Regions from separate parts of the Homo sapiens genome. Here region 2 is linked to region 1. A link is a contact called in ENCODE Hi-C or POLR2A ChIA-PET data. All regions are on one chromosome and are shown on one strand. The core of a region is the stretch at or near the end of the contact, and the rest is flanking DNA. Distances in the headings are between cores, read along the strand shown.

Region 1 (3,574 bases), core at 453-2,952:
TCTGGGAAAAGCACATTCAGAAGCTCAAGTATGCTAAAAAACACAAACAGAAAACATTGATGAGGTTTTCTTTATGATACTTTAATTTCTTTTTTGGCCTAGTTCAAGTAGAAACTGGGTATAAGCAATTAGTCAAGATGCTAGAAAGTAAGATTCTTATGCATGTGAATTAATTGGAGTCAGTGAGAATGCTGCAGGAATATTCTCTGAGTTCAACTGTTAGTATTAGCTAGGAAAAGGGGAAAAATGAAAGCCTGAACATTTGGTAGGAAAAAAAAAATAATTGTTCCTTGGATTAGGCCTAACTGAGTTGAGGGTGGTAAAGTAACCTAGAGGAAGTGACTGGATAAAAAGGAGTTGCATGACAGATAGCTAAAACCAGCCTGAATGCTGAGAATTGACGATGGGGTTGGAGTCAGTAGTCTCCCTTGATAGTGCTGCAAGTGAGTACAATCGGTACTAAACCAATTTTTAGACAAAGAGTGAAATTAGATCAAGTATCATTGAGAGTACATAATGAAATAATACCTTGACTAGGAGTTGGCATCTTTTTGTGATGAAGAGATCGCATTTGAACAGGGAATGAAAGATGGTGCAGTGCTTTCGGCCGGATTTCAAAATGCCCAGTGTTTCTCTTTGGGTTTCCCCAAGTCTTCCCAGTGACAGGTACCTATGGGCATTACACAAACCAAAACAGGCAGCTGAGAAAGGCAGACAAACTACAAAGGGGAGATGTGTGCCTTTAATGAAAAACTGAAGGTGTAAATTTGGGCTTCCCAAAACAGAGATAAATATATGCATTTCTCAGCGGTACTGAGAAATAACTGTGAACATAACAGCCATGTCACTTCAAATTACTTACTGCTTGCGTTAGGGGAGGCAAATGTTTTATTAATAAACAAGCGGTTAACACACTATTTGTTCTCAATTATCAGTGTCTGGAAGGGCAGGGGAGGCCAGGCTGAAACATCTGACAAGAGAAATGATTTACCAATTTAGTGTGACTGACAGACCTGGTGATGAAAAGGGACTTTACTGTGTAGCATCAGGGAGTGGTGTAAGAGATGTGGTTCTGCTGAATGGAGGTGGTCAGAGGTTCTGGGAGGCCCACCTTTGCCAAGATAAAGAGCTTCCTCACAGGACTAAGAGCCTGACTGGATTGATGGGATTGACTGGAAAGGAGAGAGTAAGGGGAAGAGGAGGAGAAAGGGGAAGAGACGAGGAGAGGGGCAGAGGGAGAGAGGGACAGAGGGAGAGAAAAGGAAGGAGAGATGGGAAGTGAAAGAGGTAGAGAGGGAAAGAGAGAGTTACTGCTTTATTTGGTGCAGAGTAAAATTTAGGAACTGCACACTCATCCATCACAAGCTGGCTAATAACTGATTGATGACTGCAAAGCACTTGGAAGAAAGGAAGTTTTACACAAATGTTAAATAACAAAAATGTTGGAATTTAGTTGATGATTGCAGCCAAATCTAGCCTGCCAGCAGAAAGCTGGGAAAGTTATTTGTTTGGAGAAGGGTCTGGATGACTCTTGGTCTCTCACTGCAAACCACAATTGGATTTCCCACGTGTATGGCAGGGTGGGAACAGGATGGGGTGGGGTGGAGTGGTGAGGTTTTCAGATGCAATTTAACTGTGCTGTAATTAGGAGTATTATGCTCCAGGGGTGGCCCCTCCTGACTCTTCTGGATCCTTTGCCATTACATTAAAACTGGCCTGCTACAGGCACAAGCTCACATGACTCATTGGCATGAATGAAACTTCCCGATTAGGGGTTGCACTGGTTGTAATTTATTAGTGTAGAGCTGTCATAACAAAGTCATTGTAAAGACATTCAGCACTTACCACCAACACAAACACTGCCTTCTGCAAAAGGCTTTGACTTTTCATAGCCACCTGCACCACCTGCCCCTCCCGCCCCTAGAAATGAGACCTCAGTCTGGTGATTTTTCAACCTATTACAGCTCTTTGAAGATGAAAATCTCACACATCTTTCTGACCAAAACTCCTTTTGGTATTTTAGGATCTATAATCGTTCTGCACCCCTAGTTCTTACTATACTTGTTTTGTTTGTTTTTTAGGAGGAGAGAAATAGTTCTTCTCATTTAGGAAATTTAATTACCAGGGTATTAATCTGTCAATTTTAGGCTGCTCAATGAATTCTTATTGCAAAAACAGCTGTAGCCAACAATATTGCAATAGTGTATTCTTAAGCAAACAGCAATGTCTCTGGAATGTGTGCACATAAATATTAATTAGGAAGAGAAACAAGACAGCAATGAAACAGTTTCTATTAATTATTTTGGCTCCTTTTCAAATTTGTTACAGTTTATCTGACTTTCTTTTTCAGAAGCTCTGGGAACAATCTGTCTTAGTCTATTTATGCAGTGAAGGTGTCTGAAAGTCAGTGACTAAATTTAATGGTAAGTCTTCCTGAGAAGGAAATTTTTTCTTCTTTGCTAATCTGGGCTCATGATGAAGGCAGAGAGGACTTATTTTGATTTTCCCTGTTGGGCCAGATGGTTTCTGTGGACAAGCTGTCAGGGGAATTCCCAGGACTTCCTGGCTCTAATTGAGGCCTGTTACCAAAAATTTGCTGAAGAGATCAGATATTTCCCATGATAAGGAAAAGATAAAGTACAAACGCAGTTGCTTCTTAGTTATTCAGAGAAACTTACATGGGGGTATCTATTACCTGTAGCATAGTCAAGACCCAGAAGCAGGTCACCGCATTCTCTTAGCAACCCGAAGTTTGCCCAGAGTTAATATTAGAGTTAATGTTACATTTTGTTTGGCAAGTTTGATTATCTTTCAATTTTGTCTAGTTTTTAATTTGTGTTTTTAGCTCATGGAACATAAGAAGGTAAATACAATGCAAGCACTAACTATTTGTAAGATTGGTAAGAACAGGTGATAGCTGATGTGAAGTTTAGAGAGGTACTAAAATGAGCAGACATAGCAAGTGTGAAAGCCAGGGCTAAGCCACTGAGAATATCAGGAGAGAAACCTTTACATCCCCTTCGCCTTCAAAGACCTTCCATAAAATATTCTACATTTTAAGCTATAACCTTGTATCATTAAGAAGAGAATCGCGTGAATCGGGAGGCGGAGCTTACAGTGAGCCGAGATCGCGGCACTGCACTCCAGCCTGGGCGACAGAGCGAGACTCCGTCAAAAAAAAAAAAAAAAACAAAGAAAAAGAAGAGAATCCATTTAAGTCACAAAAGAAAAATTGCAAATGGCTTATAAACATGAGAATATTTAGCCACAGGTTAGCAAAAAAATGAAAATTAAACATGAAGGCAATATTTACTTATCTGTCAAATTGGCAAAGATTTAAAACACAAATGATAGCTACTATTGCCAAAGGGGCAAGAAAGCAGGCATTCACAGCTATCTCAGCAGAGACATAAATTGGTACAACCTTTCTGAAGGGCAATTTTGCAGTGCATGCCAAATGCTTTAATTTTTTTTTTTTTTTTTTTAGACACAGTCTCTGTCACCCAGGCTGGAGTACAGTGGCGCAATCTCAGCTCACTGCAACCTCCACCTCTGGGTTCAAGCAATTCTCCTG
Region 2 (3,568 bases), core at 158-2,657, 35 kb before region 1:
AATCCCAATACTCAGGCAACACTTGACATCAATCACGTCTGGACCTCTGGTATTGGAGATGCAGATATCAGTATTTTTAAAAATCTCCCCTGGTGATTCTAACATGTGAACAAGAATGAGAATGACTGTAAAAATGTATTATTAGCACATAAAATTCCATCTTGTGCAGATTCCATTTGTATAAAAGTGAATAATGGAATGAAGCTAAATTCCATTTAAGACCAATTGTAGGCCCGGTGCTCCTCACAATAGTCCCATTTTACAGATAAGCAAAGCAAGAGGTTTGTGGGAGTTAAAATAAGTATATAATGGAGCTGGGATATCAATGCAGGGACTCTAAATTATAATCAATGCAGTTTTCACTACGTTTGGACCCTCTATTTTCTAGGTTAATCTTATGGCGTGGTGCTTGGATTTAGTTTAGAATCTGCTCTTCTTGTTAAATTCTGGGATAAGTCTGGCAGGAAGCAGCCAGGTGATCAACATAAAGCATTCATTGCTCCTTTTTCTTTATCACATGGCTAACAGGAGATTACAGCAGACAATTTGGTTATTTGATGAGCAGAGGCACAGATGTTGAACCTGAGTGTAGGATTCTGTTCCTACTATACCCACGTATTTTTAGGCAAGTCACTTACCCTCTCTGAACTTTCTACTCTTCAACTGCAAACAGCAATAGACGTGAAAATTCTGTGTATTTCTTCTTCATCTTTTAAAGGTGAAATTAGTAAAATGAGCCGGAACCTCATTTCAGCTGGAGGTTCAGCATGGAGGAACTCCTAATAATTTTTCCTCACATACTTCCTCACACAAACTCAAGTTAATCCAGACACAAACAAAAAAGAGCACTGAGAGGTGGAGTCTTTTCCAATCATTGTGGGCTGGTTTAGGTCTCCAAGGCCACAGAATGAAAAGTTTATTGAGGAGAAAGAAGCGCAGTGGCCAGTGTCGGGGGCTTGCAAATTATCCACCAGGGAGCTTCCCAACCAGTGACCCTGAATGGTTATACATGTAGAAAAACTTTTACTCCTTAGTTCTTGGGGCAGCCAGGAAGAGCTGAGGGTGGCCAGAACCACAGATCATCCCTTTGGCTTACATAGTAGAGATTGTGTGCCATGATCAGTGTTTCGTAGGTCAAGAAGTGCAGAAGGTTGGGAGGCACTGTTTTCCTTGTCCCCTCCCTCACCTCCACTGAGGTCTGCCCTGGTTGCCAGGCACTAGGAAGGTTATGTGAAAAATACTCACCATAGCACTTTGTTGTCTATTGTAGGCACAAGATCCTAGTAACCTAAAATGACTCAGCAGTGGCCATGGAGCCATAGAGGGTCCATTAATGGCCATGATGCTCTGTATGACACCATTCTTGAAGGCTCAGTGCCAGGCAGTAACAGCCTTTCCAGGGAAGCTTAGCCCAGGCCCAAATCCAAAGAATGTGGTGGAACATGCTGACCTTTTTAGTCATAGTGGGGGGTTGTGTGCTTTAGACGTTTTATTACAAAGCAAGGAGATTCAAATAACTATCCATTAGAGTTTCTGCCCTTCTGGAGGAAAAACATTAAGTTTTTGAGAGGTTTAGCTAAATTGAAAGTGAATTTGCAGACCTTAAATCAATTGTACTGGAAGTTAGACTGAGAATTAACTATGAGGTCCAGCAAATGTAATGACCAAGGATAAAGATCTTATACTGTTTACTTTGTCCTAAACTCTTATTAAAAGTATGGAAAAAAGATAAATTTAAATGTTCGCATGTTTGGCTGGTGACTGACATTACAGGTAAGACTCAGTCCTTAGAAGACTCAACAAAGCAAGTCCAACCTCAAGTATCTACAAAGAAAATGTCCTTCAAAACCCATCAAAAGAATGGACAACAGCTTTGGCAGACAGTAAAATTCCAGTCTTCAGAGAAGCAGGTAGCTGCTTTCACAAGAACCTAAAAAAAAAAAAAAAAAAAAAAAAAAAGGAAGGGAAGAATGGACTCAATTCTTAAAGAGAAAGAAAAACTTTAGAAAACCCTAAACTGCCTATGGAGTTAGTTCCTAATAATAAAGACAGTCAGATTAAGTTTTAGATGAACACTTGCTAATGGTGAGTGATTGAGCTGCTTTTTTCAGGGGAATACAGCATGGATCATGAAAACTTGGAGTTGAATATACTGAAGGCATCTAATGGAGACTTCTTACATAATGGATCCAGAGGAGTTTGGAATGTGGTGAAATTACTGACTTACAGTATCTCAAAGTGAGAGTTCTGTCAACTGAGAAAATTTGACAACATAACAAAAGAAAATGTCCAAAGGTTGACTGAGGAGGAACTTGAAGGTTCTGAAAAATATCCTTCCATTCTTGATGTGCTAAGTGGCACATTTGGCAGAAGCATGATCTAGAATCTCCTGGATGATCAGATCCCTGAGGAAGAAAGACCATCGGGCTGTGATGTTGTGATGTTGCAGGTGCAAATGGCCCAATGACCATTGTTGATCTGTTGTCAGCCCCTGGAGTCCCTCCAGTCTGGCCAATTCCATCCTTAGTCAGTAGGTTTACCACGACAGCAAGACAGCTCATCTTGGTGCTTCTCATGCAAGCAGAAGCTCAATAACTTCCTTTGATTCAACCTCCCCACAAGATAGTGGGGCAGCCAGCCCAGGCTCTGGTCCTTTGCATTGTCCTCCAGTCAGAGGTCAGATGTGGAGAGGGGTCCCAGACAGGAGTTCCTTGAAAAGAAGACACCTGTGCTTCCTTCTATGCTGGAAAGTGAGACAAAGCTCCCTCAGAGTCCTTCCCACCAAGGGTTCTCCCTGGCCTACCCACTGTATGCCATTAGCAATAAGGAATGTCTCAACACCAACCACTAGATTTGCTCCTTTTTCTATAGAACCTGGAAACACAAGGGGATCACATTCAAGCTGATCTGTCTTCCATTGAGTCTACTTTGAAGGTCCAGAACAACAGCAAGATGTTGTTTTTTTCCAAATATTTTTTGATCTCTTTCAGTATTCAGTAAGGGACTAGATGATGGCTCCATTAGAAACATGACAGTTTATAATTAATTGTCAGTATAATATATTAGAGTTGTGAGACAGAGTCTCTGTCTGTCACCCAGGCTAGCGTGCAGTGGCACGATCTCGGCTCATTGCAACCTCCGCCTCCTGAGTTCAAGCGGTTCTTCTGCCTCAGCCTCCCAAGTAGCTGGGACTACAGGTGCACACCACCACACCCGGATAAGTTTTGTATTTTTAGTAGAGACGGGGTTTCACTATATTGGCCAGGCTGGTCTTTAACTCCTGACCTCGTGATCCGCCTGCCTCGGCCTCCCAAAGTGTTGGGATTACAGACGTGAGCCACTGTGCCCGGCCTATAACATAAATCTTATATGCTAATTAATCTCATGTTATTCAATTCACAGATAGTATAGCTGGAATATTTTTGCTGTCATTAATTGAAATAGATGCACTGTATATTGGTTCTTAATGTTTAACATGTTCCTGTAATATCAATTGTAGTAAGAGTTTTACATGGAAAGTTTCATCAGTGGGAACATTTTAAGGTCGAGATTTTTTTCTGAATTTCTT

The links. Hi-C counts contacts between places; a loop is a spot of excess contacts on that map. ChIA-PET counts read pairs that join two places held with the same protein, here RNA polymerase II (POLR2A). Pooled maps may share reads with other maps.
Region 2: a map of ascending aorta shows a loop between it and region 1 (6-fold over the local background). The contact joins two enhancer-like sites. A Hi-C loop is called at or near these places in 5 of 168 maps with a recorded cell type or tissue (CD4-positive, alpha-beta T cell, Caco-2, ascending aorta and 2 more), 1 of 37 single-sample maps with no recorded cell type and 4 of 50 pooled maps. POLR2A ChIA-PET finds 5 or more read pairs at or near these places in 1 of 52 experiments (H1).

What each region holds. Positions count from the first base shown.
Region 1 is chr11:91,945,524-91,949,097 of GRCh38, reverse strand. No RefSeq gene overlaps it. Among named protein-coding and RNA genes, the nearest start is that of LINC02756, 150 kb to the right of the region's middle. Within about 2 kb of position 1,702, at least 3 of the 41 ENCODE cell types and tissues checked have a DNase peak (open chromatin) inside an H3K27ac peak, as active enhancers do; they include ascending aorta, where a contact is called at or near this core.
Region 2 is chr11:91,979,995-91,983,562 of GRCh38, reverse strand. No RefSeq gene overlaps it. Among named protein-coding and RNA genes, the nearest start is that of LINC02756, 190 kb to the right of the region's middle. Within about 2 kb of position 1,407, at least 4 of the 41 ENCODE cell types and tissues checked have a DNase peak (open chromatin) inside an H3K27ac peak, as active enhancers do; they include ascending aorta, where a contact is called at or near this core.